4 separate regions of the Mus musculus genome follow, and regions 1, 2 and 3 are each linked to region 4. A link is a loop called in an ENCODE intact Hi-C map of the cell type or tissue named here. Cell type or tissue: heart. All regions are shown on one strand.

Region 1 (8,000 bases), 160 kb after region 4:
AAGGAGAAAGCCAATTCCAGGAAGTTGTCCTCTGACCTCTATATACCCACCAATGCATGCATGTGTGCACACGCACGCGCACACACTCACACACACATATACACACACACACACACACTCACACACTCACACACACACACACTCACACACACATATACACACACACTCACACACACACTCACACACTCACACACACACACACTCCCACACACACACATATACACACACACAGACACACACACACAGACACACACACACACTCACACACACACTCACACACACACTCTCACACACACATATACACACACACAGAGACACACACACTCACATACTCACACACACATACTCACACACACACACATACACAAACAAATAAATTTAACTCTGCTAATAACAGAAATTCTCATTGAAATGCATGATTCTGTACCAATGGTTTACAAAGCTGGTGGCTCTGGTCGCTGGTCGCTGTGTGGCTCAGGCAGCCCAGATACCAGCAGGTAGTGCTTGGAAAAGTGTGTTAGTTGATGATTGATGTCCAGGAACTGTCAGAATCCCCTAGAGGAAATCACTGAAGACTAGCACAGAGATTTGTAGCAGAGGAAGTAGCTATAGAATTATTTAGAAGAGTTACACATTTAGGAAAAGATGATGTTGCCCCTTAGAGGAAAGGCTAAGGGAAATGGTACTTGATATATGGTGGAATATTAAGCAATATATAATTACAATTTAGTAAAGTTTAAATCTTAAAAAACAAGCTCAACCATCAACGTCATATTTGAGAACCTAAGTCTCTCTGAGCATTGCAGCTAAAGTTAATATTTTTATTGTTTTCCTATATCAGTAGTTGTTCTTTCCCATTTTTCCAGAGATATTCCATTATTTTTTATGTGCAAATCTGGTAATGAAACCCAGGCCCCTGACCATGCTGGGCAAGGATTTTAATACCCAGTTATATCCCTAGCCCAGTTCCCTGCTCTTCTGTCTATAATGTGTCCATGCAGAGCCACACAAAGATGCTCCCCATGTGTGCATAGAAAGCTCACGTTATTGCTTGGGGGTTGTTTTTTCCTTGAACCAGACATTATGTCTAATTCTGAAATATTAACTCATCACTTATGAAACATTTTTAGTTATGAGGAAAATGACCTGTGGAGCACCAACTGAGAAATACCAATCTCTGCTGGTCTTTACCCTCCCCTCTCCTCCACTCCTAGAGAAATATTTTTTACATTTCATCTTGCAGAAGAGCAGGGATCTTGCCTCCATTTCCATCTATCTCATAGGCAGTGACAGATGTCATCCCTTTATCCAGAACAGTGTTCGTGTCTTTGCCACAATAATTTCAGATGGCCATCTCCTGTCCTAAGTAGAGCATTCTAGGCTAGAAACCATCATACAACTCTACCACACTGTAGAGGAAATTTAATCCAGCAAAATGACTGCTCTGGCAAGAGATCACATCCAAAGACCTTCTGGGTCTGTATGATCCAGCTGGAATACAGACATGCCTTTAATCCCAAGAGACAGTGGCAAGCAGATCTCTGAGTTCAAGGACAGCCTGTCTTAGAACAAGTTTCAAGTAAAGATAAATTTAAGTCCAGGTGTGGCAGCCTGCACCTTTAATCCCAGCACTCAGGAGGCAAAGGCATGCAAATCTCTGAGTTCTAATCAGTTCTGTTGAGTCAGTAAGTTAAGAGGCAGCTCTGTGGAGTAGAGTTTGTGGAGTTCAGAGGCAGTTTTCACAGGGTCAGTTTATAGAGACAGGTTGCTAAGAGAACAAGCCCAAGAACGAGGAGCCAGAAGATTAGAACAGACTGCCAGAGTCAGTTTGAGGCCAAACAGAGCAATTCAGTAAGAAGCTGAGAGAAGTCAGATTGAATCAGTCAGCTTGGAGAGGAGTCTGGGCCAGAACAGCTGAGTTGAACCAGCCAGCCAGAGTTCAGAAAGAACTAGAAAGGTGAGCTTATTGAGCAGTAAACCTCCTAGACATCAATTACATCAGGAGAATAGCAGTTACTTTTGCACCACACACATCATACTCATCATGGAACCGTCTCCTAAGTGCTTTTGTGAACACCTTACTCAGTGCCAGGACAAGGCAGGACAGGCTTAGATAGAGAGGAAGCACTTCACTGGGTCATGATTCTCTTTGGGGGTTATCCGGACCCTGTACCCAAGTCCTGCCTGTATTCCTAGTGCTCAGGATGGTAGGAGGTATCTACTGTACACTCAGCATTTTTATATGGGATGAGAAAAGGAAGACAATGTAAGCAACTGAGAGGAGAGGAGAGGAAGAGAGAATGCCCTGGAATTGCCAAGAGGCACCTAGGGAAAGAGGGGGTGATACCCTTAATCTAAATGCAGGATATAAGGCAGTTGAAAGCAAAGCCTTAAAAATGAATATGAGCTTTCAAAAGGGAAAATAAAAGTCCTTTTCTCTCCCCTTCCACCACTTCCTCTGACCCAACAAGTGCCTACTACGTGTCTCATGCCACCAGTCCTTGTGTAGAGAAGTAATCAGGGAGACAGGCTCCTCTGTGCTATTATGGAATAGTTGAGATAAAGGGTCAAGACTGAAGATACAAAATGAAATCAGGTATACAAATAAATGCCATTCTAGATGATGAAGAGGAGAGTGCGGTGGTAGTGCCTGGGGGGCAGAGAGCCAGCTGGGAGAGTGCTCACTTGTGCTGTGTGGAAGTCACTGAGGGTCTAGGATAGAGCCTGGAGCCTTACACCAGGCTAAGGCAGCGGTGTGTCACTGAGCTACATGCATGACACTAAGTTCTGTCTTAAATTACTGTGTCCCAATATCCTTTTACCAACAACCAACAGTGGCCTTAGTCAGCCTCAGTTATACCTCTGATAGGAGTGTGTGTGTGTGTGTGTGTGTGTGTGTGTATGCACATGCATGTGGAGGCCAGAGGCTAACCTCAAGTGTCATTCCTCAAGGGCTGTCTATCTCTCCCCAGCCCCTGACAAAGAGTCTTACTATCTGAAACTGTCCAATTAGGGTGGTTTTACTTGCCGAGGATTAGACTCAAGCCGTCACGCTTGTGCAGTGCACCCTTACAGACTGAGCTAACTGCTAGCTCACCCCCTGCCTCTCCCCTTCTCCCGCCCTTCCTGGTTCAGAGTGAACTTCGTCATGAAAGGCTGTTTTAGCAGAGAGGCAACAGGGATGAAGCACCGCAACCCTCTCCTCTGTGGCTCACACAGAAGCAAGGGTCAGGGCTATGAGATCAGACCCCATTGGGAGCCAAGGCAGCGCTACGCAGTGCAAGTTTCATAAGAAGCAATATGAGTTCCACACCAGATAAAGTTTCTACAATAAGAGAAGGGTGTTGCTGTTGTTGTTGTTGCTGTTGTTGTTTTGTTCCTGAGTTGGGAACCGAACCCAGGGCCTTGTGTATGATAAGCAAGTGCTCTACCATCCAGCTGCATCCCCAACCCTTAAGAAAGGCTTTACGTGAGAAAAAATTGAGGGTGTTACAGAATTCACACTCCTTGAAACAGCTCCTGCAAGGCACAGGGAGGGTGACCTCCTCAGCCATCCCTCCCGGATCTGAGACGGTTTCCTCCAAAGCTGCTGCTGCCCAGACTTCTCTTCAGACCACTCTGAGGTGGAGTGTCACTCAGGTCCACTGTGAAGCTTCTGAGGTCAGGCAAAGGTGCCAGCAGTTGCTCTGGGCAAAAGAGAGGGGCTTAGTCATGTGGTTCGTCAGAACTGACCACAGTAGCTAAGGCGACAAGAGTATCGGCAGCCCCTGGGCAAGCTCTTCTTTCTTATAGGTCAGTTTGGTTGCCAGGGCAAAGGGAGATGGACATTTGGGAGGAAAGGGAGATGGGAGAGGATGCCGGCCTGCTTGTCAGGTATCAGCTGAAAGTCAGTGTTTGGGCTAGGGGTCTGTCATATCGTCTCCTTTTGGCAGTTTGTTAGGGCCTTGTAATCTCTGTGAGGCATCTCTCTGGGTCTTTACACTGGCCCTGCTGTTCCTACCCAACATATGAACCCTGTCCAGGCCTCCTTGCCCTTTGAGGATGAAGGACAGCTCCCGCTGACCCCCACCCCCACCCCAGGAAGTTCCTGGGCCACCCTCTGTTTGGGAGCCACTTCCTCTGGCATTTGAAAAGTTGGGCAATGAATTTCTTTTTCTTCTGGAGCCAAGGAATTTTGGCTCCTTGGGGGATTTGTGACAGCCCACCCTCCTTGGGTTGTTTTTCTACTCTTGAAGACTAAGGCGAAAAATAACTCTTGTGTATTGTGAAGGCATGTGAGTTTGATTATTTTGAAAAAGAAGACACAGATAACAGAGAAGAAAAATGAGACGCCTACATAGCTCAGAACTCAGCTCCCGAATGCCATTAGCCAGCACAGGCAACCAGTCCCCGTGGAGAAATGGCTGATAAGTCAGGAATGTCTGGTTGTGCCAAAGCAACATGACAAGTAGAAGGGGAAGGGCTTAGGGAGCCTTTCAAAAAGGATCAGAAGCCAGCTGGAGTAGACCCCGTGGCCAAACCTAGGACAACTCTGAGCATAGAGATAAATTTTGATGATAATGAGTTAGGGCCTGTGGTGTGAAAATAAGATTCCAGAGTCTGTTTCAGAAATAGACCAAGATGTGTGGAGAGTTTGTCTTATAACTAATAAACACAGAAGGAATGAAGAAATGATTCCATTAGAAATTAGACTACATGGTAAATAGACATGCTATTACATAGTACACAATTGGATGCAAGCGAGATTCATCATTGAATCCTAGTAGGAGGAGAAAGGTCTAGTAAGGGACAGGAAACTAACAGAGCCTTACATTACTCTTTCTGCTCCCCACGTAGACACAGCACGAGGGATTACTAGTGACAAAAGTTAAGAGCAGTGCTGTTGAGGGGGGAAACACAGTGTGTCTCTGGATGGGATGCCCTGAGAAGCATATCCTGTTACCTAGGTGATGCCAGTTCCAAATGTATGAACTGAAGCCAACCTTGGGAAAAGCATCATCGCACCTGTGCGGGAGGTGGCTTGTGAAATGACGGGTCTTGCCCTTGGAAGTCAGTCACATCCAGAAAGGCTGATGGGTCCTTGCAGATGAAGAACCATTAGCAAATGTGAGAAGCTTAACCTTGGTACAATACGTTCATGTAAGCCACGGTCCCTACTTGGAGGCAACTGGCCAGTTCTTTTTGGGTTTTCGAGACAGGGTTTCTCTTTGTAGCCCTGGCTGTCCTGAAACTCACTCTAGACCAGGCTGGCCTCAAACTCACAGCAATCTACCTGCCTCTGCCTCCCAAGTGCTGGGATTAAAGGCGTGTGCCACCACTGCCTGGCTAACTGGTCAGTTCTTAAGGAATCTATGCTGGACTCTCGTGCCTTTAATCTCAGCACTTATACTTGGAAACCCTGCCTCAAAAAAACAAAAAACAAACCCAAAATAATCAACCAACAAACAAAACAAACAAACAAAAACAAAAAACAAAAATAAAAGAAAGAAAGGGAGGGAAGGAGGGAGGGAGGTAGAAAGGAAGAAAGAAATCCATATTGGGTTCTTTAGATGGTTCAGGAGAGAAAGGAGCTTGCTGCTAAGTGTGTTAACATGAGTTAGATCCCTGGGTCACACACAGTAGGAGAGAACCAACTCTACTCTTACTTAAATCCATTTTTTCCATTTTTTATTAGGTATTTAGCTCATTTACATTTCCAATGCTATACCAAAAGTCCCCCATACCCACCCACCCCCACTTAAATCCATTTTTACTATATAATTTATTTTTTACTTTACTGCTCTGTCCTCTGACCCCCCACACACATATAAATATAATTTTTTAAAAAAGAAATGCTTTTTGTTTTGAGACTGGGTCTCACTATGTAGCCCTAACTCTAGTGGAACTCAGAGATCCACTTGCCTGGCCTATTATTCTCGCTCTTTAATACCCGTTCTCATACATCTTCCCCAGATTTCTCCTTGTATTATTATTTTATTAATTTATTGTTAGTATTGTTATCTTTGAGACAAGATCTCACTTTGTAAGCTCTGGTATTATGAATACCTGGCTAGACTCACTTGAAATCTTTCTACCTCCATTACCACTGAGGTTATAGACATGTACCATGAAAAAAAAAAGAAAGAAAAGAAATGCTTATGAAACATTAGAGGCTAAAAGGACTTGCTTCCTATCACTTCATCTCAAATATTCATAAAAATAACTATGTGATTGTTAGTGTTAATTGCCATCTTGTCAGAATTTAGAACTGCCTGGCAGGTGAGCCTCTGGGCTTCCTGACGCTGTGACCCGATTCCCTTTCTGGGAATCCTGGATTGCCCAACACAGAGAAAATGAGCTGAGCACTAACAAACCTGCCTCCTTCTCTTCCTGATGGGAGATGTCCTGTGGAACCAGCTGCTTCAAGCTCCTGTGGCTGATGGACTGTACCCTTGATCTGTGAGTCGAAATGAGCCCTTCCTCCTTTAAGTTGGTTTTGACAGAGGATTTTATCACAGCAACAGGAAAAGGGGCTAAAGCATGCAAGCACAAACAGACAAAGAGGAAGAGCAGGGCTGTGTACGTGCAGCATCAGTGATGAATACAGCTGTTGAAACTGGGAGCTGAGGGCCAGTGTGATGGCTCAGGGGATGAAGGTGCTTGCTGCTAAGCTGGAAGACCCTAGTTCAATCTCTGGAACCCATGTGTGTGTGAGGAGAAAATCAGCTCCCAAATTTGACCTCTGACCTCCATATCATGCAGTGACGTGCGCACTCGCTCCCCACAAGTAAATAAATAAATAAATAAATAAATAAATAAATGTAATAGAATCGGGAGATCTGGGAGATCATAGAGCTGTTTGCATTGATTTTTGAAACGTAGAAATTGTGATAGTTAGAAATGATTTCAAAATGATCTGGTTTAAGGAGCAGAGCAGTAACAGTGGAACATGCCTGTTTGTTCATGTGAACTCAGCTGTGGAGACAGAGCACCTGCAATTCCATTCACCTTGCTCTTCCTCATTTGCACCACGGTGCGTTCCAATCTGGAATTGTTTCTGAAAGGAAAATTGAATCGGGATGAAATGGAGTTTCATTATTAAAGCAAAGTCTTGCAAATGGCCATTCTTGCACACACACACACACACACACACACACACACACAGAGAGATGCACGCTTACAATTACTTGTAATTATTAACAGTACCGTTTATTGTTCAACTACATGAAATCACTTTCCCTTGTTTAATCAATAGCTGCCAAACACTGTTGGCTCCCCACTCCTTCACTATCAATAAGGCTTCTGAGAACACGCTTTCAGAAGAATCCCTAAGTACAACCAGGAATTTGTTCCTGGATAAATTCCTAGAAGAAAGGTCAGATGGCAAGAACATTTTTGGCCCTTTTGATGGGTCAACAGTTTTCAAATGCCCCATCCCCTGAGTTTACACCAACCCAGCGATTTACTGATCTTGTATTTCTTTCCTTCTGTCTCTAACCACAGAGTACTTCTGTCATTAGATCTTTGTCACATATAACAGGACAGCCGGGTTCTCTCCTAAGGCTCTAATTCGCGCTTCTTGATTGTTGGTGAGAGTGAACTAACCATTTGTGCTTTCTTTTTTCCTGGTGATGGCTGATGATGTATTCCCTCAAATCTGAGGGTGTATTGGTTATAAAATACATTACAAGCTGTGTGGCTCATGTCTTTAATCCCGGCACTTGGGAGGCAGAGGCAGTTGGATCTCTCTGAGTTTGAGGGTAGTGTGGTTTACCAAATTGTTTCAGGACAGCCAGGACTTCATATAGAAATTCTGTCTTGAAACAAAACAAAACAACCCAAAACACACAAAAAGCCAAACCAAACCAAAAAACCTCAACCCAACAAAAAGCATTGCATTACTATTATTATTATTGTTATTATTATTATTATTATTTTGTATCAATAAAGAAAGAAAAATGTACTCCACTTTCTGACATGTTAAAAATACACACTTAGAGTCTGTGAAGCAAATGCTTTTT
Region 2 (8,000 bases), 81 kb after region 4:
GGGAGGGCAGAGGAAAACAGGAAGGGAGGGGGCAGTGGTAACTCTCTTTTACCAACTTCTAACTAGAGAGATGTTTAAACACTACATCTAAAGTCTCCGAGCAAAAGAGCCAGCCTGGGAGATACTCTTTCAGCACAGTAAACGGCTCTGAGCCCCCTTAAGCTCACACGTGAACAGCCTTCTACACACTCATCCTGTCCGTGGTGACACACAGACCACTAAGATAGGTCACTCGTCTGGAGAGCCAGCACTGCCGCCCAACCATGAGGAGCTGAGTTTGGATCCCAGCAACCATACAAGCCGGAGTGTGGTGGCAGGCACCTCTAAGGCTAGAACTGGGACACAGGCAAAGACAGGCGGACCCTAGAGTCACCAGCCAGAAAGACAGGCTGAAATGATGAGATCAGTGTGGGAGGAAGACACCTGCTATCGACCTCTGACCTTCATATGAGGCACAGCCACAGGCATACCGGTATACATAAATATGGACATACGTACTAAGCACATAACAAAATTAAGATGAGAGCAACACACACACACACACACCAGACATTCATAGATGTACAAGCATTGCCCGCACCACAGCCTGTAATGGCAAATACCTAGGGAAGATACAAATCCAGCCACAGAATAATAATTAGAACTCGCTCTATCCAGGCACTGGAAGTCCATTTGTCTACTAGACACAGCGAGGCGCATCTACAGGCGACGGCGAGGAACGGTATCGGTACCGTAGTGTGGAGCAGAAGCCAAGGGGCTTCAACGTTTCCCAGGAGTGGCCATCTGAGGAGGCGTATGCAGAATCACATACACACTGAGGGTGACAAAAATGATTACCAAGGACATTAAACCTAATCTCTAAGAGGGGCAAGGCTAAATGCAGTTTTTAGATTTTTTTTTTTTTTGTAAAGAGTACAATTTTTTTTTTTTACTAAATTAAATTGTTGGAATAAGGAGTACTTCCAAGTTTCTCATACCATCACCATGGAAACAGCTCATATCAGCCATATATTCTTTAAGGCATACAGGTTCCCACATCCAATAAAAGAAAGCAACCACACTTTGGATTCTAAACTGTACTGCAAAAACAACCTGAAACCAAATGTCTTAAAGATACATCACACAGGAGTCTGTTCACAGTGACACACAGGCCGACAGCAGCAGACATCCCCACCTCCCCAGCCCCCAAGCCTGGCTCTGACCCATTACCTCCACTGAGAGCCTCTTCCTGCTTCTCTTCCAACAGTTGCCGTTTCCCCTCCCCTGGAAGCATGAGAATTTCCAGGCCCTCCAATCCCCTCCCCGCCCCCCCAAGAGGGACTCTGGGAGCAGCCTCTTCAAAACCACAGGTTCTTCCCACAGGAAATTATAGACAATCGGGGTCACCCTTCCTGCTGCCCCTTCAGGACCCACCCAGTAATTTAACAGGAAAGTCTAAAAACATGCTCTGAATTCTAGATCCTTGAGAATGTAATCCCACGCTGGGCAGGAGGCTCACAGTGGTCATCCCAGCACCCAGGAGGCAGAAGCAGGAAGACCGGAAGTTCAAGGCCATCCTCAGATGCCTTCAAAGGCACTCAGTCTTGGCTACTTAAGACTGTCTCAAAAAAGAGAAGGCTCAGCAGGTAATTTCGGCTGCTGCCAAAGATGGGACCCACTCGTTAGAAACAAGAGAACCAACTCCTGCAAGCTGGCTTCTGGCCTCCACACACACCACGGCACTTGCACAAAGTAGATAACGCATGTATGACTGACAGTTCCAGACACGGCTGAGGGGGGAAGGAGAGACACCACACGGATGGACAGTCAGTCACATTTTCACAACAGCAAACATCGGTTTGCATGTTAAGCTCCTTTAGAATCCAGGTTCCCCAAGGTTCTACAACAGGTACATCTAAGCTAAGTCATTTTAAAGGCATTTCAAAATTACATGGGTTAGTTAGTACCTTCACCACACAGACAAACCAGGTTAAGGAAGTCTGATGCTTGACGTCACGGTCGTATTTCCATGGGAATGTTTTTGGGATGCGGTTGGCGTCTCAGAAAGGAGGAGAAATGGTACTTCCCCTGGGAAAATGTCCCTGATTCCCTGGCACCAGGTTAATTGCTCACTTTCCGATATTCCCCTGGTGCTGTGAGCTTCGGCTATTACCTTACCACACATACTATTTCTGCACAGGCACTCTTTATTTACACATCTCAGTCTCCCTACTCAACGGTGTGCCTTTTGGGGACAAGGGGGAGGCATATTGGCTCTTGTGGTCCCGTGACAGTCCTGCAACAAAAGGAGCTGGAGTCTCAATCTATAAATATTTAATTAAGTGCCCACCGCCGGTTGTGATGAACCACTGGAGGTATGGGAAGGAGCCTCAGCTTTGCACTAAACACCCAAAGTTAGAGCAGGTTCACAGCTATGCAGGTAACGAGGGAGCCCAGCATGACCAGACAAGGAGCAGGCAGACAGAGTGGTTGTATGGGACTGAGAGGAAGGTGGGCCTACACTATCCACTTTCTTCTGGCACCTCTCACATGTCACGAATATTCCTGGGATTCTCTGAAACCATGAAATCTTTTCAAAAGATTTCACCTTCTGGTCACTGCTTTCATAAGCATATTTTAAATATCAGTTAGGCTCTGGACACTCTGTCTAGTGGGGTATCATCAGGACTCTGTCTCTTGTTCACAGGGTCTGCAGCCTAAGACTGGGGACAGAGAGACAGTTACGGCCCTCGAGATACTGGGCCTATCATAAAAGGATTCCTTGTTTGTGGAGAACCCAGGACAGTAGCCACATCATCATCTCCAGGACTTCCCGTTCCAGGAGGTACCATGGGAGAGCCTAAGGCAACCTGCTGGAGGAGTCACAGCAAGACAAAGGTGCAGCTCGAGGCTCTATACTAAGCGTATCCCTCGAGTTACACCCACAGCAAGCCGCCTCATGAAGGAACAGTGGCTCCCTTCCTTTCTTGTCTAGTCTTCACACACACTTCACTATCTGGGGAACTAGTTACAACTTCTAATGTGTGCAACCCCACGGAGTTAAAAATATATGAAAACTGTGAGTCAGCCAGGCTCTGATAACTCGAGCCGTATCTTCTCGGGAAGCCGCCCGGGGGAGAGAGAGAGCCCACGTGCTGGATCCAGTCAGTGCTGGAAGGCAGCCTCCCATCTGCTCACCACGTGTGTTGGTGGCCATGTCAGCCACTTTCTGAAAGGCGTCCAAGAAGGCAGCTGCTGCTACTACTGTTGTCCTGAAATGCAAACAGATAACAAAAGCGTGAGGAATGTCTCCCTGGCAAATTCATCTCAGCTCTTGGGCTAAAGCCTCCGATCCGCAGCAAGCAGAACCCTCCAGGGACGAGAGCTAGCAGGAGATAGCGTTCTCTCCCTAGCACTCAACCCCAAAGGAGGCCTGGCTGTGGAAGCTACCAAGTGAAACTTTAAGCAAAGAAATAAAAGGGAGGGGTTTCTACCCCAAAGAAGAAAGTATCATTAAAGTATAGACAGCACAGGTGACATCTGCTTGAGAGTAGGAAAGTAATTTATGTGCACGTGAACTGGCAGGGAACCAAATCTTGGAGAGCAGAAAGATCAACATTTCACTGCCAAAAAAAAAAAAAAAAAGGAAAACTGAGGCCACAAGTCAAAAGACATTTTAGAGATCACTGGTTCATACCAGAGTGACTGATGACCTGCCACTGTGACTCAAGGCCCAGCTCAACCCACTGCAGACACAGGGTGCTAGCTAGGTACAGCCTTGCTCCCTAAATCTTCAACCATACAAGACTAAAACCCTGGGTTCTGCTTTGTTCAGGCACAGGATGCTCTTTCAGAGGCATCTTCTCAAGTCCTAAAAGCAACACTGGGGAGAACTAAGGCTAGCTCCTGCCTTGGCAATCTCCTTAATCCTTACCCATGCCCGTAAGCACAACCAGATGGACGCACTAGGCACTCGATGACCTACAACATCACGAACTGAGGAATGACCAGGATCCCAACCATGACAAACCAACAAAAGTCCCCTACCAGGCAAGGACTTCAAACCAAATTCGAAGACTGATATAGTCTTCAAGTGTTTATTACATGTCTCCAGTCTCTACTGAACCTTCCTCCTATGAAGGTAAAGTCACTACAAGAAGAAGCCTCGAGACTAGAGTTCGGAATATAGAAAAAGAAATGGTCTGTCTTAAACACAGCAACAGTGTCTGTGGAACAAGAGGTTTCTAGGAGGTCCTTTAAGCCAAATTTCAAAATCAGGTCTGAGAGTTTCTAACAGATCAAGAATATATTCTGCTTAATTTTAAACAAAAGTTCCTCCCTCTCCCCTCTCTCTTCCTCCCTCCCCCTTCCTGCCTGCCTCCCTCCCTCCCTCCCTCCCTCTCTCTCTCACTCACTCACTCACTCACACACACACACACACACACACACATGCACACATGCACACATTTCATGCATATTTTTAAAGTGTTGACATCAACTGCAAACATTGAAAAAGTTACCTCTATCAAACATCCTGAGACTTATAAATAGCTCATTCTGACTTATGATGAATACCTGACAAGCTGGCTTGATTTATTTACTCTCATTCAATTCAATGCCAATCAACCCTATTTTATGGGCCAGCCGTGGACAAGCCTTGCCCATTACAGTCACTGGAGTAGACTTCTACAGCCAATTAAGACACTGGTCAATTTTGAGGACTTAGGAGCTCTTCATGACTGTCACACTGCACTTTCTGGCAGCACAAAGGACATCTTGGCCCTTTACTTGAGCTCACAGCAAATAGGGAACCACCAAGAGCTAGTGAGATGATTCAGCTTAAACACTCCAAGATAGACAGATGTGCTGCGTCTGCGGTGGTAACCGCAGCCTTTCTCCAGGACACAAAATTAAACCCTCACTTGATAAAATGATAAAGAAATGTGCCCTGATCTCAGAAGACCTAGATGGAGGGAGGGGAAGCAGGTACTTCAAAGTCTACCTTGACTTTTACTTTCTATGTTCAAGACCGGCAGTGAGCTCAGCAATTCAGGTCCCACTACTCTCGCCAGCTAAAGGCCAGGAGAATAATCTTTCTCCAGGCCCACACTGAAAGCCCATCACACAATCAGAGGCTGGACAAGAAAAGGAAGCAGAAAGGTAAATGCTTTAGTTCAGGGGGAGACCTCCTTCCTACCAGAGGGATGTTAACCTACGTGCAATAGGCACAGCGGATGAGAAATGGCCAGCAGACCAGGGTAGCCCCATGACAGAAGGCTGGTGAGCCCTTCAGAAGAAGACCCAAACATAACCCAATGAGCTCAGAAATCAAGGAGACTGTCAAGGACCCGGTAACTGGAGAAGGTACATAGCCAGGCCAATATCTACTTGGGGGTCATATAAAAGGCTGCAAATACCACCCCTCCATAGCTAAAGCTAAAGGAACCCCATGCGTTCTTGCCCAGTTCTTCTTGCTACATTCGAGGAGCCATGTACCCCTTATGCTGGGCCACGTACCTCTAGGCAAGAGCTCTGAGCAGCAACCTCTGGTCCGCCCTGGCACGGGCTTAGAAACGACAAGTCACCCTCCCTTGTCTGTCTGTCACCCAGGTGGCTCTTTTTCCAAGAACACCCCTACTCCCCGCTCCACTGCTCTGCCCTCTCATCCAACTCAACACCAGCCAGTCACTCCCCCAAATTTCGCCATCGAGGATTATCCAGATAGTCGTTCTCGGGTGTCCCATGCTTCCCGGGTTAGCCACCAAGCGCAGCCGTATCTCTTCCCACACTGACTTCATAAAGGGTGGGGCTGCAGCATGTGATCATCTGGTCCATCGGAGCATGCGGTAATGGAACAGGCTCACTAGGCCATACGGGCTTCTTAGAGACAACCGGCAGCACCCCTTGTTTGAGCAGCTTCTCCGGGTATAACCTTGAGCCGTAAAACATACTTCTAAGTGTCTAAGCACCTATCTCTGTGGTGTCTAGTAAACCTAGGATTGCGCGGCCCAGCCTACCACTGCCGAGACCCACTCCATGTAAATGGAACCGTATATCAGTCTACACTGGAGCTCTAAACTCTCTATGTGGAAAGACAATACAGGTAGATGAGAACAAACTTGGATTCTGGAACCGGACCTCTCATGTTTACATCGGTTTCTGTCACTAATGGCTTCTCTATGAACGGGCTGTTATCTGTGCCTCTGCTTCCTGACCAGGAAAATGCCTGTACTTAACCTTGTAGGGCTGATATGCCTGGCACCCAGTGGGCGCCATACAAACATTGCCCATTACTACTCTATGGAATCAACTCTAAGAATTCCTACGGTGGGAGGCAGAGCAGACTTGAGTCTGGGTTCACACGGGACTGGGGTGTGAAGGTGGGACGGGAGACTATGAATTGATACGGCTCTAGGTGCCTGCTTCGCGCTTCTCTGTCTGTGACACTTCTAAATTTAAGCCAGACGTGTGTGCCGATCCACCTCCCTCTGTCTTGCCTAAGGATGTCGCCTTCTCCTGTAGAATACACGCGTCTACTCACCGCAGCTGGGACTGTAGCTTTCCGGCTTTGTTTATGAAGTCTTCCCAAACTGGATAGCTCCCCTAGGACAGAACAAAAGCCAGCAATCAGTCACAGTGTGATGAGCCAAGCACCCAATTCCAACCATGCAAGGAACAATCTGCAGATGTGATCCTCCTCTGTAGGGTTCTGTGATATACACACTAGAGACAGGCAATAGCCCTGGAACCGTTTCAGATGTGCCTGTCCCTATAATCTTGCAAATAAACACAGACACCAACAGGAACCTAGCTCCACAAAGCCAAACACCTACACCTTGGAGTCAGCATTTTGTATGAACATGATGGGTCCAAATTTTAAAAATATAGAACATGCCCGGCAGTGGTGGTACACGCCTTTTATCCTAGCACTTGAGAGACAGGCACAGGCAGATCTATCTCTGTGAGTTTGAAACCAGTCTCATCTTCAGATTTCAAACCAGCCAGGGCTAAACAGAGAAATCCTGTCTTGGGGGAAACAAAACAAAACAAAACCAACCAAATCCCAGGATATACAAGGCTCTCTCCTTGGTCACTGGTGCATACAACATGGCTCCATCTACTCTCCTAACTTTGTCACACAGAGCACAAGGAGGGAGCCAGATGACTGAAACCCCTCCTTAGGACAGGTGGCTATCGAGAAGTAGTATCAGCCTATCAGAATCCCAAGGCTCGAAAATAACCTAAATATAGCCACCCAGCTGATGTTTAACCCCGGCATCTTTGTACACTGTGACAACAGGTGGTTTCCCAGCACACTCCAGCAAGGGACACATCCCAAGCCTGGGCCACCTAAGGCAAGCCGTCTGTCCCTGGTGTTCACAGGGCTCTAGGTCTAGCCTTCCAGAAGCGCTCAGAATCAGCACGGATAATCTTTCCTCTGTACTGAACCCTGAAGTCCAATCGTGCGTCTCCAAGGGACCCCACCGCATAGTCACTCCTTATCCTAGAGCACAGCGGGTCTCCTCCTGCTGAGTATAGCACTGACACACAGATGGGTAGGTTCTGATCTGAGCAGGGCAAGCCAGTGTGAAGCCTGCCACCTCCCTCTCAGCACACATTACATATTTACTGAGACGAGTCAGCGTCCACCAAGATGTGACTCTAAACACACCCAGTAGAGGTAAAACATGGGTGGGGATATGCTATTTGTCACTAAACCATTCATTCATAACGTGTGTGTGTGTGTGTGTGTGTGTGTGTGTGTGTGTGTGTGTGTGTCATAGTCCCAGAAGAAGATACAAATGGTAGGCATCTTGACAAGGTAAAAATAGTATTATACCACCTCTTGTTTTTGTAGCTAAGAGGAGAACGGGGCAGGGGGAGCATTAGATTAACCATTATATCTTTCGTCACAGATGTCAAGTCCCAACTGTCTAAAAGTGCAGTCGAGCGCATCTGTGTCATCACCTCCTCATGGCCACCGTGGACCAGTTCCTCCTAACCTCACTGCTGCCTCTCTG
Region 3 (8,000 bases), 320 kb after region 4:
TAGAACCTTCATGATGCCGCTTTTCAAAGCCAGACCTGGGATTTCTGTCACAAGGAGAGGACATCCAGTGAATGGCTTCAAACAGCTTTGATGTCCTCTCAGATGAAACTGATTTCTTCTTTCTCCATGAAGAGAGAAGAAACTGCATACATGCACTCAGCACAGAGCCTCCGGAGAGGCAGTTTTGGATTCCGTGAATACAGTAATACCTAGGAAGCAAAGACCCAGGCAGGGAATAGGGTGCTTGCCTGGCATATGTGATGTTCTGAGTTCAGTCTTCCACATCTAAAGGTGAGGAGGGGCAGAACACTCCTTCATGGAGCTGACATTCTAGGGAAAATGGAACAACGGGCTAGGGAGGTGGGTCAGTGAGTCAGGTGCTGGCCATGCGATCATGAGGCCTGAGTTCAGATCCATAGAGACAGTGGGAAAACAGGGCATGGCCTTGTGTTTTTAGGCCTGTGACCCTGACACGGGTGAGTGTCTTAGTCAGGGTTTGTATTCCTGCACAAAACATCATGACCAAGAAGCACTTGGGGAGGAAAGGGTTTATTCAGCTTACACTTCCACATTGCTGTTCATCACCAAAGGAAGTCAGGACTGGAACTCAAGCAGGAGCTGATGGAGAGGCCATGGAGGGATGTTCCTTACTGGTTTGTTTCCCCTGGCTTGCTCAGCCTGCTCTTATAGAACCAAGACTACCAGCCCAGAGATGCCACCACCCACAATGGGCCCTCCCACCCTTGATCGCTAATTGAGAAAATGCCTTACAGCTGGGTCTCATAGAGGCCTTTCCTCAAGTGCTGGGCTGTGGGTGTAGGGGAAAGGGGGGAAGGGAGAGAGCCCGAGTCCGGCCTGAGTTCCTGTGTTCTGGACAGGCAGACACGGGAGGACTGCTGGACGCTTTCCACTTGGCCCTGGGTGGGCATCTGACTGTGTGAAGCCACTGACCCCACATGGCAGGGGGTGGACAAGGGGCAGCCCCCGTACCAGGTTCTCAGTCTCTGGCATCCCATCCTGGATATGGCAGAGGAGCTAAGAACAGAATAGGGGTCCTGGGGATACAGAAAGAGAGCAGAGGGAGAGAGGTTTCCACGCAGGTTAGAGTCCTTAGTCTGGTCCATGGCTGGAGCACAGGAAGGCCTTCTGACAGGAGATTAGGCACGACTCGTTAGGAGAAAGCCTATCCCATCGTCCAAGCACAGCGGGCCTTGATGAGCAGAGACAGTCTATGGTTTTAGAGCTTTATTGTAGAAAGGCAGGGGGAAAGAGAGAAGGTAGAAAGAGGGAGAGACCGGCCATGGCCAAGAGGAGAGAAGGGGGAAAAGGAGAGAGAGAGAAGAAAGGCTAGAGAGTACAAAAGAGAGAGGAAGAGAGTGAGGAGGGGCTAAATAGCCCCTCTTATAGTGGGCTGTTATCTTGCTGTTGCTAGGTAACTGGGAGGAGTCTAGACTGAAGGTCAGAAGCTTGGGACGTTGTGTACATGACTGAAAGCCATGAGCCTCTCCTGTGGGGGCTGTGGGGACAGTAACTTTGACAGGAGCCAGGGTCCAGGAGACATGAGGGAACACCTACTGTCCCATGTAGGTGGGAATTACCATCCATCATGTTCTACCGGGGTTCCACCTCCCAACTCGACTGGAGACCAAGCTGTCTGTGCATAGCCCATTGCCCCACACACTCAAGGGAGGCTCCTTTCTCTGTGATAATTCCAACTTGTGTCAAGTTGGTATTACAAGACCAGCCAGTAAAGTGATTGGAGGCAAACAGCCAGCTCATCTTGCCAATCCAACAGAGAGAATGAGTGACCCAGGAAAACACGCTGGGCTCTAGATACTGACTTGTGATCTTCACACAGGTTCATATTCACAGCAAGTATATCCTCACACATATGCATAGCACACATGTACTCAGACAGACAGACAGACACACACACACAACTAATCTAAGATGCAATGTCAGATAGTAGGTGGCTGGAGTGTAATTTTTAGGCAAGATAGTAATGAAAGGAAAATGGAGCCAACGGTTCCTCCCTCTCAGAGTTATGTTTAAAAATGTAAAGTTCTTCACCTTCAGCCAAAGCCTTGTCCACCCCAGACCCACTTCCTGCACTATCTCCCCTAGGAAGAACCCTTTGACTGAGCTCCAAGCCCTCAACATGCCGGAGGACTTCAGGCAATATGTTTTCCAAGGATGCCATTAGTATCTTGTAGCCAAATCTGACTTTTGAACAGCAGAAACTAAATATCACCCAAATCTGTCCCTTTGTGGTCACCTCTCTGTGATAAGTTAGGCATGGTATATCTCAGGTGAAGTGAGGCCAAATGCGAACTTTATAAACACATGGAAACTTGAATGGGCCTCAGAGCCTTGCTGTTGATAAGCCTGGACTATGTCTCATAAAGACTGTTGGAATAGGGTGGGTATCCTTTTCTTAAGACTCGTCCAGATTGCACAGTGAGGAACCCTGGCCAGACTCTAGGCACCATTGGTGCTGGTCATTTCTGAAACATGCAAAAGCAACTATATTGCACTTCTGAGGGGTATTCCTATTTCTGTTCCTTTCTTAGTTTTCTAGTGCTACTGTGACAAAACGCCACAGGAGGGGGCCAGGTTAGTGGTGCATGCCTTTATTTTTTTTTCTTTCCAATTTTTTTATTAGGTATTTACTTCATTTATGTTTCAAATGCTATCCCGAAAAAATAGTCTTGCTCCTCCCACATCCTCCACCATAACCTGGGTGTGAAGTGAGGTTAACCTGGGTGTGACATGAGGTTGGGGCTGACCAAGGCAAATGGACTCCTAGGAGGTGAGGTCAATTTTGTGAGTGGTTGATTATAAGGGGAAAGGACACTCTCAGTGCCCACCTCTCCCAGGTCTGTGTATAAAGACCTGACTTTGTGTAGAGACCTGTATGGTACCAAGAGTTAGAATTTTCCTGCACATCATCAGGACTGTCCAGTCTTGGTCTTTTGACATCTGGCAGGAGATTGGCATGTAGTGGATGGGTGCTAGGTTGAGAACATTTGAGACTAATAAATTTATTAGAAAATTTAACCTTCTCCTCTGCCCTCTAAACCTCTCTCTCCCCTCCCTCCCTCCTTCTCTCCTTTCGCCCCTCTCATTCTTGCACACGTTTTTTCTCTCCCAATACATATAATACACACTTCACATAATTACATAATTGTAGTTATATAATGTGACTCACATTAGAGAGTATCTGTGGCCATAATCCTCTATTACTTCCAGGTTTGTCTGAGTTACATAGCATTTACACAATATTGCTTTTGTTTTTTTCTAGTGTTTGTAGACCATGAGATTAAGCAGTCAGCTTGCTCTGCAACACTGCTTTCATTTTGTTGCCATCTTACAAACAGCTGCCTCTGGAGCCACCTGCTGACACAGTGTAGAATCCTTTGCAGCTAAGATCACTAAGCAAAGCGGCTCTCCAAGCAAACAGGAGAGAAGCTCAAGATTAGACTCTGCTCCATGGACTTCCCACAGCCAAGCAGTTAAATCATCCTGAAAATCTCACTGGTCATGTGAATACTCGGATCCAGTAAATGGGGTAGCCATGTGAGGTCCTCTAAAACTCAGGGACCTTTGATTGAAACTACTGTTGACGTGGTTTTGAGCAAGGAATAAATACTGATCATGGCTTGCCACCATCTATATCTGCCATATCTTATACCCAACATGTAAATGCTGGTATTTATTCCACATGCAACAAATAAGGAATATAGATTCGGAATCTGTCTCAATTCTCCCATAACAGAATACTAGCAATACATCAAATTTGCCATAGTCCACTTTGCCCACTTAGTGATTTGTTTCAAGAACTTTCCACCTGGGGACAGAACTTTTTCACATGAATGTCTGAAGAGTTTTCTGTAGAAGCTGAATTGCTATAGCAAAGGGGGAAAAAAGTTGGGATTTTGGTAAGAAAATGTGTTTTGTTCCTTCCCGCACTGTGGGCCCCCCCCCCCCGCCCCGCCCAAGGTCTGGCCAAAACTGCATGTGGTTGTGCTTTTCAAATCTCTGTTTATCTGAGGATAGAAATTGTCCCAGAGTTTCAGCATTATTTGCAGAACAATAGAGAATAGAGAATAATTCTCTGTTCGTGCTTTTTTATTAAATTGTTCTCCTAGTTGTATTCCAGACACTAGTTTAAACCCCTTGTCTGTGTTTTGTTTCTAAGCCAGCTAGTGGTTTGCTCTTTAACCTTATTCATACTCTGGCTATTTTTCCTATGCTAGAAAACAATTTTTTTATTTGTAGTGCTTTAGTCCCTTTAGAAAGCTCTGACTCAATATATATTTCCTTCCTTCCTTCCTTCCTCTTTCTTTCTTTCTTTCTTTCTTTCTTTCTTTCTTTCTTTCTTTCTTCCTTTCTTCCTCTCTAAGACAGTATCTTGGTGACCTTGATGACTTCAAACTCATAATCCTCCTGCCTCTACCTCCTGAATATTTGGATGGCAGACCTGCCTTATCTGGCATCAATGGGAGAGGAGGCTCTTGGTCGTATGGAGGCTCGATGCCCCAGTGTAGGATTGAAGGTGTCATGCAAAGGATTTGAGGTTTGGCATTATGAAGCAAGCCTATGAGAGGCTATTGGTGAAGCCCAGTTGCAGCAGAAGACCCTAGCATAGTGGAGATGCCAGTATAATGGGATGATCACTAAGAACAGCAGCAGTAGTGGAGTGGATCAACCTGAGCTTAGAGTGCTACAGAGGGCAGAGCTGGAGAAGTGAAGCAAGCCCTTTGGAGGAGCTCAGAAGATCATGTGTGGATCCCAAACACTGAAACAAGAAGCTGTAACATTGAAGTTACATTGAAGATGCCAGAGTCGTGGGCTATCTGCTGAGGAAAGCTGCTAACGGAGTGGAACCAGCCTGGGAGAAAGAAGTTGGTTGCAGTCAACAAAAATGGAAAAAAAGAGTTGGAGATCTGAAGACCGCTTTGACATCAGACGTGGAGATGCAGAGTTTGGAGTTGCCCAGCTGGTTTCCTATCTTTTGCTTTGGGGATTAAGTGATTGGATGAATCTCAGACAGGACCTTGAACTTTGGGCTTTTAACAGTTGAGACTGCTATAGACTATAGGGGCTTTGTAAGTTAGAATCAATGTATTTTTATTATGCTATGTTTAGGTATGAGCCCCAAAGACTCATGTTTGAACAAGCCAGGGAGTGGAATGTGATGGTTTGTATATGCTCTGCCCAGGGACTTTCACCATTAGAAGGTGTGACCCTGTTGGAATAGGTGTGTCACTGTGGGCATGGGCTTTAAGACCCTCATCCTAGCTGCCTGGAAACCAGTATTCTGCTAGCAGCTGTCAGGTGAAGATGTAGAACTCTCAGCTCCTACTGCACCATGCCTGTCCGGATGCTGCCATGTTTCTGCCTTGATGATAGTGGACTGAACCTCTGAACCTGTAAGCCAGCCCCAATTAAATGTTATCCTTACAAGAGTTGCATTGGGGGCTAGTGAGATGGCTCAGTGGTTAAGAGCACCGACTGCTCTTCCAGAGCTCCTGAGTTCAAATCCCAGCAACCACATGGTGGCTCACAACCATCTGTAACGAGATCTGATTCCTTCTTCTGGGGTGTCTGAAGACAGCTTCAGTGTACTTACATATTATAAATAAATAAATCTTTAAAAAAAAAAAAGGAGTTGCATTGGTCATGGTGTTTGTTCTCAGCAGTAAAACCTTAACTAAGACACCTATGAACCACAACAACCAGTGTGGCAAGATTACCATAGGAGTACAGTAGTGGCCTACATGACCTTGGTATAATCTCAAAAAACTGTTTTAAAATGTACAAAGTAACAATGTAACAGCTCTCTAATTGGACTTTAGACTCACTCAGCAGAAGGGAAATCACACCAGGTACTGGAAACCTAGCCAACTACCCAAAGTAGTGACGTCATGGATCTTGGAGGAACACCTACAGTTGCTACTGTACTGACACATTCTGTGAATTAGGTTTGCTGCAGACCTTTTTTGGTCCCTGTCTGCAGAGGATGAGTCTCTGGTTGCAGGTAGACAAGGAGTTGGCAAATGAATGACAAACAGAAGCAACACAAGAGATTGTGTATAATATGAATGTAAAAGTCGAGCATCAAACTTTTTATACAGAAGAGTAACAAGAAACCAGGCAAACACATCCTCTCTAAGTTACAGTGACACAATACAAAAGAAATGTATATATCAAAAGATGGCAGGGACCAGGCCTTGTTTACCACTAAGAAGGGAGCCAGGTATAATGCTAGTCTATTGTTAAATCCACCACCAGGGGTTCTTAGTAAATGCCTGATTATGCTGTTTCTTTGGGCCTAGTGAAGAAACCTGTCTCTGGATTCCCTAACTCTTTCATGGTAAACTCACCTATTCACTAGGCCATTGCGAATTCCCTTGTCTGGGTAAGACTGGCTATTGTCCCAAGTAAACACTCTGCAAACCGGCCCTGATCTATTTTGGCTCTGTTCTTTGTAATGCCTAATTAGTTTCACTGTCTCTATTAGAAGTAAATTTGAATGTTACTGAATAGGTAACCTTCTTACTGAATTCCAAGTTTGTCGCTTCAAGGGTTTTCTGGAATGTTGGAACACTGGGGAAGGCTTAGCTATGTCAGAATTTAATCTTTAAAGGCACTTATAATAAAATACTAAAAGAGAGCACGTGTAAAAAGAGAGCACGTGGATCCATACACCAGACTAACGCAGGGCTAAGGTATGAGTATATGGGTTATAAGAATGCCTGGTTCCAGGAGGTTGAGTTTCCTTGAAACTCCTTGCCTTGTGAGAGCTTCCAGGCCTCTTGGCCTACCAAGCAGACTTCACTGGAGTGTGCGTAGCATAGGTTTAAAACTTGTATTGTGTTAATTGGATTCCTAAAATTGCAGGAGAATCCTTATGAAAGATGCTGAGGGTCCTTGACCCCCAGTTGGTTCTGATTGGTAAATAAAGTGGCCAGCAGCCAATGGTTGGTCAGGGAGACAGAGGTGGGACTTTAGGATTTGTGGACAAAGGGACAGAGAGAAGAAAAAAGAATTGTGGCTGGGCAGTAGTGGCACGAGCCTTTAATCCCAGCACTCGGGAGGCAGAGGCAGGTGGATTTCTGAGTTTGAGGCCAGCCTGGTCTACACAGTGAGCTCCAGGACAGCCAGGGCTATACAGAGAAACCCTGTCTCGAAAACACCCCCCCCAAAAATGTACAAAGTGGTTTTGCTCTTTTCTAAGAATTTGAGTAATTATCACCTTTATCTATTAAAAGATTATCATGGCAGCCAGGCGTGGTGGTGCACGCCTTTAATCCCAGCACTCAGGAGGCAGAGGCAGGCGGATTTCTGAGTCAAGACCAGCCTGGTCTACAGAGTTCCAGGACAACCAGGACTACACGGAAAAACCCTGTCTCAAAAAACAAAAAACAAACAAAAAAAAGATTATCATCTTCAAAAGAAACTCCATATAGTCTATAATGTTTGAATGATTTAAAAAAAAAAAAGGCATGAAATAGGGATTGGGAATATGGCTTAGTTGGTAGAGTGCTAGCTTAGCACACATGAATTCCTGGACTCACTCCCTAGTACTACATAAAACTGGGCACAGTAGTACATAACTATAATCCCAGTACTCAGGAGACAGAGGCAAGAAGATCAGAAGTTCTAGGTCATTCTCCACTCTAAGACCAGACTGGGCTATCTGGGACTTTGTTTCAAAGTAAAATAAAAAAATATGTAATCCCCAGGATATATTTGTGAATATTTGTATTCATTTTCTCGCTCATAGTTTGTGGTGATTTAAATAAAAATGATCCTATAGACTCATAGTTGAATGTTCAATCACCGGGGAGTGGCACTTTTTGGGAAGGGTTTTTTGAGGTGTGGCCTCATTGGAGGGAGTATGCCAGTGTCCGTGGCAGGCAGAGCCTCTCTCTTTCTCCACTTTCAGATGAGGATGTATCTCTCACTCACTCCTCCAGGACCACAGCTGTTTCCCA
Region 4 (8,000 bases):
AAGGGATTCTGTCTTACTGTAGAAAGCGCAGGTCAAGTAGAAGCCTTCGCTGCTTTCTCTCTGTGACGGGGCTCAGAAAAAAAAGAAATCGCTCCTGAACAAGCTCGGCATATCGCTTTCATGTCCCCTTCGCAGTTAGCATTGCTGTGTATTTACTGAACTAATTAAATGTAAACTATCGATTCTTTCTCCACGTGTAGATAACAAATGAAACCATGGCTGAGCACATGTGGTGAACCTCAGAAGAGGGCAAGCAACATGGCGGCTCACAACTGTAACTCCTCAGTGCATACAGCCTTTGCTATTTTACAACGTTCTTTCGTCAAAATGCTCCACGGAAGCTCGCTGAAGTTCTCCAGGAACGTGGCTCCTCGCACGAGGGAACGCGTGTCCCCTAGAGACTCTCATCAACTGAGCATCCAAAGTCAAGGTGGAATAAGGCAGTCGTGACTGCCAGGCCTGTGGCACCTGCCCCAGCAACACTCACAGCCACCGTGCTCCAGGGCCCATGCTGTACCTTTTGCGTGGTCCTTGTCCAGCTGGTTGGCCACTTTCTTCCATTCCTCCATTTGTTCTTGCAGTGGGTTTATCAGGCAATCGATCAAAGCACTTTTGCCAAAAGATAAAGAACAGGAGAGATTAAACAGGTCCTTTCTGTTCTCCAGATACACACTCCACCAATTCTAGCACTTCAGGGATGAAACAGAAGGGTTTGCAGTTCAAGGCCAGCCTGGATCACCCGGCAAGACGTCCCAAAGGATTTACACTTAGCGGTCAAGACATACTTAAACCATTTCCTTGAAGGAAGTAATGGTAGCACAAGGAACCGCCACTGACTCAGAAGTGCCAGCCTCAGAATGAATGGCCTGGGTCTCGGGATACTTTTAATGACTAGTAGAGAGCTATAAATATAAGCTGGCTGTATATACCATTAATCCTAGAAACTGGGAAAACACAGGCAGATGGATCTCTGTGAAGTCCAGGCCAACCTGGTCCACACAGTGAGTTCCAGGCCAGCCAGAGATTATCTACTGAGACCCTGTCTCAAATTTAAAAATTAAATTAAATTAAATATAAAAACCACCACTCAGAAACGACATAAGCGTGCCAAGCTAGAGTGGCCTCTCCCCTTATCTACTCTGCTGTCTTCCAGCCCACATTAAAAGCCAGGTTACAGGAAGCTGGGGTCGCCCCTCAGGCCGCGAAATGGAAACCATCGAAATGGAAACCATCAAGAGACAGAGACATAGGAGCTTAACTTTTGCCTTCTAAAATTCAGGGAGTAGGGAAAACATTAATATCTCTTTTAAAGACTCCAGGGTGCTGCTGGGCACTCTGGACCTGAAGTTATAAAGATGAAGTAACTGTGCAACCTGGACACAGAGAAAGATGGAAGAGACCAGGAACAGCCTCAAGCTGCAAGTGCCAGCTTCTAACTGATGGCAGGGAGGAGTTATCTGGGTGCGCCTGTGTACGCTGTGCAGCCCTTCCAAGAGAGAATGGCGGAACAATTATGCTGATCTGCTTGGGACACGAGGGCCATCTGACTCCAAGTCACGGAGCCAGCTCTTGCCATTCCGCTGTATTCTGGGGGCCTAAAAACTGGAAGAGGGCTCTGAGGTACCACTCCCTCTTGGGGGCTCTGTAATTAGCCTGGGGGACAGGGCAGTGGGGAAAGCGGATCTCATTCCTTCCAGAGGCTTCTGTGAGAAGGGAGCCTCAGCAGTGTGTAAATCTCCATGACTGGTGGGCAGTAAGGAGACCCGGGAGGGGCATGTGAAAAATCTGAAGGCAAGGGCAGGCTCCCGAGGGCAGGGGCTGGACTAATAAATAGTTCTTCACTGAGACCCAGTACTGGAGCCATCCCTAGCACACAGCAGCTGACTGAACAGCAGGGGAAAGAATGGGTTGTAAGGGCTTAAACACTACTGGGAGACTGGTGCTGTAAAGGGGAGCATGCCACATCACCGCGTCCCTAACCTAACCCTCTGGGACAGGGCAGGGGATGCTCGTCACCTGGAGAACTGCCTCAGCTTGGCCTCGATGCTCCGGTGCCGCATGCACATTCTGGTGAGAGCTGAGCCGATCTCCCGGGTACCACCTGGCAAAGCAAAGGAGGCCCAGATCAGCAGGAGTCCCAAACCAAGCACACTCACGTGACGCCACCAACCTAAGATGCTGCCTTCAGAACTTCCCATTGCACATGTGTGCATATGCAAACACACGAGTCCAAGACCAAGCACACTCACGTGACGTCGCCAACCTGAGATGCTGCCTTCAGAACTTCCCATTGCACATGTGTGCATATGCAAACACACGATGTCACGTGGTGTGTGTACTACAGTCCTATGTAATGTTTCCTATTCTGAGAGTCCCCGTTCATTTTGTACTTTTGGTTGTGAGTCAGAAATCAAGGCCAGTGACCTGAATTCAACACATGGTGGAGGAAAAGGACTCCTGGAGATTTTGTCTAACGCACACATGCACGCACACACTCACAATTATTGTTCATGAAAGATGACCAAAAATCCCTGACCCCATCCCACCCCATCTGCCCAAACGACCCTCAAAGCTGTTTTGGAAGAGCTAAGGACCACTGTGGTTCATTATTTCAGGGTCCGTGCAATTCTAGGGTAATATAAAGTCATGGTATATTTTCTCATTGGACACTGGTGACCTAGATCTTAGAGTTCCACACGTGTGGGAGGGAGCTAAGGCATGTTTTGATTTTCCCAAGATTCTCTGCATGCCTTCCCTTCGGGCGCACCGCACCCTTCCCCAGATTAGTTTTTAAGGCCTTCTGTCCCTCCCCACTTCTGGAAAAATTCTTGAATCAGAATCTATTGGGATGTGTGGAGAATGGATTGTAACCTCAGATCAGAATTGCATAAGGACCCTGGAAGGCACAGTCAATGATGTTAGGAAAACACACATGCAAAGCTTGTGAAACTGGGTAAGTGTCAAATAAAACACTATTCTCTGGGCAGCAAGAGAAAGCCACAGGAACTTAAGACACAATTAACCAAATCACCAGGGAGGGGAAACCACTCTTATGAAAATCCATGACATTATATGTGTACACCCATGACATGACACATGCTACATGTTGTTCTATCTTCTCTACAGAAATGTTTGTCTGTTGGTTCAGCCCCCCTCGGTTTCCATTTTATTCTGCAAGCTCTGAGCTCATGACAAGCAAATGACGGTAAAGTAGTGACTACTAAGTAGTAATAGTTCGGCTGAGCACGGCGGCACAAGTCATTCACTCAAAGAGCCCGGGAGGCAGAGGCAAGGGGTTCAAAGCCACCACAGCCACTGTGAGTTCAAAGCCAGCTGGGGCTAACCAAATCTGAATGAATGAATGAATGAATGAATGGGTAGCATTTCCACTTTGGAGGCAGAGGGCAGCAGATCCTGTGAGCTGCAGGCCAGCCTGGTCTACACAGCAAGCTCTGGACTTGCCAGGAAGACATAGTGAGACACTGTTCACACACACACACACACACACACACACACACGAGGCTACATTTTCAGGGAGCTCACCCAGTCCATTCAGTCAACAACATGTAGGTCTGGGCCCACACAGAGTCAGTAGCAGGACCCCCATCCAATACTCAGACTTGAGTACTGAAAATTACCTCCAGATTTTCCCAGAAGAATAAAAGTTACACTTCCCTGCTAACCGTTGCTGTAAAAGCTGCAGCAAAAAACCCAAATGTGAACCCAAGGCTGGTCTGACATCTAACTAGTGCCTTGGGTTGCTGAGGATGGAGGCCGGTCAGGAAAGTGCTTGCCTAGCATGTTATGACACATTTGGGCGCCATGAAACGACCATAGTAGCACACACCTATACTCCTCACACTCAAGAGATAGATGCTAGAGAGTCAAAAATTCAGTCTTCTTCAACTATATAGCAAGTTCAAGTCCAGTGTCAGATACATTCAACCCGTCACCCATCCCCACTCCACCCTACCGCACCCCCGGGGAAAAAAAAAAAACAGACAAAAATACAAACAAACAAACAAAACCACCTGGCATTCTACAAAGTGTTTGTGCCTTCCCAGGGATTACCACGAGAGGGCGCTATTCTCACATACTCCAGCTGTCTTCCTATCTGCCTGTTTTTAGCGTGTTTTTTTTTTTTTTTTTTTTATTCCTTGTGAACAAAGGTGAGGAATGAGGACCGCTTTATCCCCCAGGAAAAGATCTCTTTTCCCTGCTCCTTCATTTGATTAAAAGTTAATAACGTGACTACACAGGATATTGGCCCGCTTATTCCCCGCTGCAAGGAAGGCAGACTAAGGCTTTCCTGGGGGGAAATCAGCAGCTATCAAGAAAGGCCCTAAAAATAGCATCCTCTCCTGGACCCAGCAACTCATATACTAAGAACTTAATCTGAGGAAATAATGAAGAAAAACGGCGAATCCTTACCTGGGAGGACAATGATGGAAATGTTTACCACCTCACAAATCCCATTATAATCATCTAGTTAAATGAACCGTGGGGCACAGACACCCAACCGAATAGGATACAGCTATTTAAAAATAGAATTATGTGTCACTTGGGTGCTGCTTAGAGCGTCTAAGTACTTTTCACATATTAAATCAGTCAGTCCTCACAATATTCTCAGTTGTGTTGACAACACTGCGGTGCCCATTTCGGAGACGGGAGAAGTAAGTACTTTAAACAACCTGCCCAAGGTTACAGGATTAGTTAATGCCACTGAAGCAGGAGGAATCGTCCGGGTATGTGCATTCAGCTGTAGTCAGCTATGTGATACTTCAGATAGTCGACAACTAAAAAGACGGCAGGGCCCAGAGGACGCCCGAAGTCCTCATCTAACAGCTACTGTAGGGGGTGGTGTTTGTTCAGCCGGCTCTGAGAGTTTGGTTCTTGAGTCTAGAAGTCTACGAGGTGCTAAATGGGAGTGCAGAGAGCCAGGTGGTGTGACTCTCTTCCTCAGGGCCAACCGCCACTGCCACTTCCGTGTCCTTGAGGAGAGATGAGGGGTTGGAAAGGACCGTGCTGACAGCCAGGCCCTGCGCTCCATTTTTCCATCTTTTCTGTCCTACTATTTCAGTGCCTAACAGAAGCAATCAAGCTATGGGCCGATTCCATGCAGTTTCTGAACGTAACGCCTGTGCCCACCACTGTGCCTCAGCACAGGGAGCCACAGAGAGGCCAGGAAATGAAAAGACATTAAGAAAACTTCCTACCAGCAGTATCTGTGTAACTGGCACAGGGGCAGGAGGCAGAGGACATTCCCTATGGACCCCATAACCCAGTGTTGCTGATACTGGCATGTGTGGGTCACCCTAAAAACAGACCTTTCTGTTAAGTGCTTAGCAACAGCTGATGCTTTCCTGACCTCAGCAGGTTTGAATTGGAGGAAACTGGCTGGAGCTACAGAGTCAGAGGAGACATCTGGAAGAGGGCCAACCTGACAATGGGAGGATTTATGGCATTACACATGGCTGGTTTAGACACCTGGCCACCCTGCAAGGGTGGACAAGACCTTACTTCTTGAATGAGGGAATATTTGTTATTTGGAGGCTGGACCAACAATTCATTTGGGTTGTTTGTTTGTTTGTTTGCTTTATTCCTTAGGGATACGTGTGTGAACACAAGAGACTTGCATCTTTCTCAATTTGTTTTCTGTATTATTTTTTTTTAATTTTTTGACATAAGGTCTTTCACTGAACCAGGAGGCTGACCAATGAGCTCCTTATCCTTAGAGGGGATTAAAAGCAGTGCCACCACACCCACAACAGACCAAGGCACACACTCACACATACGAACTTAAACTCAAATTCTCTCTCTCTCTCTCTCTCTCTCTCTCTCTCTCTCTCTCTCTCTCACACACACACACACACACACACAGAGCAACCCTAGGATGAAGGCACCTTCAATGCACCTCAGCTGGGCTTGCTAATAAGCCACACAGCAGCCGAACAGAACAGAGACCCAAACCCTTCTTTGTTTGACTGATTATCAGGAGACTTCTTCCGGCTATGACAAGTGGCAAACATCCCCACTGAGGACAAAGAGGGGCATTTAGCATCACGGACAGAATACAAATTGTTTATGACTTCTTCTCAGAGGGTGGGAAGGAAGCCCGGAGGGCAAAGGCCAGGAACCACTGTTCCTTCCTCTAAACAGTAGCCCACGTGGCTAAGGCCACTAGGAAGGTGGCTGTCTATCAAGTGGCATTGTCGCATCCCTCCAAGCTGCCTCATTTGCAGGCGGCTCCATCCCCCAGCACAGCAGGGGCTGTATGGGCAGGAGGCCTGGGCCTGCAGTGTGGGCAGGTGGCAGGCACAGACTGAAAGCGGGTTTGTCAGGCTGGATTCTGGGAAGAGCTGAGGAATAGAATTAGGAAGTGCTCTGGCCAAAGTGTAAGTTACTGTGTGTTGTGGCTGTCCTGCCAGAGGCTCCTGCGGTTGGAAGGCTAATTAGGAGCCTGCTGGACGGGAGAATGATAGTCTCAGGAACCTCCCAGAAGCGGGACTCGGCACAGGGCAGCTCTGCAGGGCACAATCTCTCTCCTCTGGACAGGATTATTGTTTACAGCTCAGAGCAGTCTCCCACCCATCTTTTCTTTTAAAACATCATCTTTTGTAGCCTAGGCTAGACTCAAGCTTGCTAAGTAATCAAGGGTGACCTTGAACTCCTAATCTTGCATCCACTTCACAAATGTTGGGACCCCATCAGTCTGGGAATCGCTCAGGGCTTTTCATGTGTACGTAAGCATTCCCAGTTCTAAACGGTCACTCTTCTAAATGCTCACTCTTATGCTCTGAGCATTAAGGGGATGTTTCACCAAGCCCTGGGTCTCTCCATGAGATGATAGGTGTACTCGCCCGCCTCCCCCTAGACAGCCTGAAGTGTCCATCCCATAATCTGTCACCACCAAAGCCATGGAAGCCAGTAAGCCAGCAAAAGAACGGAAGCAAGGTAACGCGCATCCTGCAATGAAGCAAACGATCCACTTGTCATTAAAGAAACACGGACTTAAAAGCACATGGCCGGCATTCTCTACTGCTGATGTAATGCAGAACAAAATACGGGGAAAGACCGAACAATCATGAAAGGGACACAGGAGTCCATGGTGGGCAGGATCTAAGTCAGAAGAGACTCACTACAGAAGGATGATGCGCTTCAGAGCCCCTCCCTCCCACTAGGTGGGATGGCATCCACAAGGGTCTGACTTGTTTCCATTCAAATGCTGACAGCTGTATTCTTTAAGGCAGTATGCTGACTACTGGTGTTTCAATGTTATTCAGACTCTCTCACACCCTAATATCAGCTATAACTTCTAATTTGTGTTTCTTACAAAACATCTGGAGTAATGTAAACTTTTACACCTTTTCTGTGCCTCTCCCCTGTGTGTGTGTGTGTGTGTGTGTGTGTGTGTGTGTGTGTGTGTGTGTGTGTGTGTGTAATAGAACCCCTGGCCCTCATGTATGCTTTTTAAGCTCTCTGCTGCTGAGCTGTGCCCTCGGACCACTCATCCCCCTTCAAGTATTACCTCATGCATACTTTGATGGCAAATGTTTCCGAAAGGAACTTGATCTAATCATATCTTTCTGAACACTCCACTTATCTTGTCGAAGAAGCAAATCTTGATCTTTACACCATCCTCCCAAGACTTCTGTATCTTGCATGCCAGCTACTGAACAACAGTCGTACAACTGGCACATACAGGTTTGGGAGTTTGGGGACTCTTTGTTGGGCTTGCAACTCAGGTGGGAGAAGCTGAGACACACTAGCAAAGCCTCAAGTGCACAAAAGGTGGCAATAGTGTATTTTATAGAGAGAGTAAGGAACCATAGCCACACCAGGGCCAATTATGCAGGGCCAAGCCCTCAGAAGGAGGAAGACGGGGCAATTAGCTCTGGTCAGGCTGCTGCATGTCCATTAGAAGGCACCAGCAGATCTGTAAGCAGCCTGTCTCCCCCTGCATGTGATATTACTCTTCTCCAAGGAGCTGGAAAACCTGG

What was found. A loop is a pair of places that touch in the nucleus more often than their neighbours do. Peaks named below come from ENCODE experiments on the same cell type or tissue, not always from the same donor. Only the 100,000 strongest peaks of a DNase experiment are listed, where the experiment ranks them.
Region 1: it touches region 4 in a loop (2.3-fold over the local background); 2 of 42 quality-filtered maps call a loop at or near these places.
Region 2: a loop joins it to region 4, with 4 times the contacts of the local background. A loop is called at or near these places in 8 of 42 quality-filtered maps.
Region 3: a loop joins it to region 4, with 8 times the contacts of the local background. A loop is called at or near these places in 27 of 42 quality-filtered maps.

The regions. Positions count from the first base shown.
Region 1 is chr15:59,134,537-59,142,536 of GRCm38, forward strand. No RefSeq gene overlaps it. Among named protein-coding and RNA genes, the nearest start is that of Mtss1, 57 kb to the left of the region's middle. In heart, no CTCF peak of the experiment used is centred here; a DNase peak (open chromatin) is centred at 4,415; H3K27ac peaks cover 2,815 bases.
Region 2 is chr15:59,051,841-59,059,840 of GRCm38, forward strand. It overlaps Mtss1 (MTSS I-BAR domain containing 1), which reads right to left. Exons shown (of 15, transcript NM_144800.2): 2 at 6,521-6,582; 3 at 3,178-3,251. Among named protein-coding and RNA genes, the nearest start is that of Mtss1, 26 kb to the right of the region's middle. In heart, a CTCF peak has its summit at 3,102; DNase peaks (open chromatin) are centred at 1,311 and 3,211; H3K27ac peaks cover 5,370 bases.
Region 3 is chr15:59,288,280-59,296,279 of GRCm38, forward strand. It overlaps Gm36617 (a long non-coding RNA gene), which reads left to right. Exons shown (of 4, transcript XR_875370.3): 4 at 3,302-3,672. Among named protein-coding and RNA genes, the nearest start is that of Sqle, 23 kb to the right of the region's middle. In heart, a CTCF peak has its summit at 3,395 (motif pointing left); a DNase peak (open chromatin) is centred at 3,402; H3K27ac peaks cover 918 bases.
Region 4 is chr15:58,970,460-58,978,459 of GRCm38, forward strand. It overlaps Mtss1 (MTSS I-BAR domain containing 1), which reads right to left. Exons shown (of 15, transcript NM_144800.2): 4 at 2,017-2,101; 5 at 518-609. Among named protein-coding and RNA genes, the nearest start is that of Gm41330, 20 kb to the right of the region's middle. In heart, CTCF peaks have their summits at 4,067 (motif pointing right) and 4,866; DNase peaks (open chromatin) are centred at 5,012, 5,422 and 6,170; H3K27ac peaks cover 2,594 bases.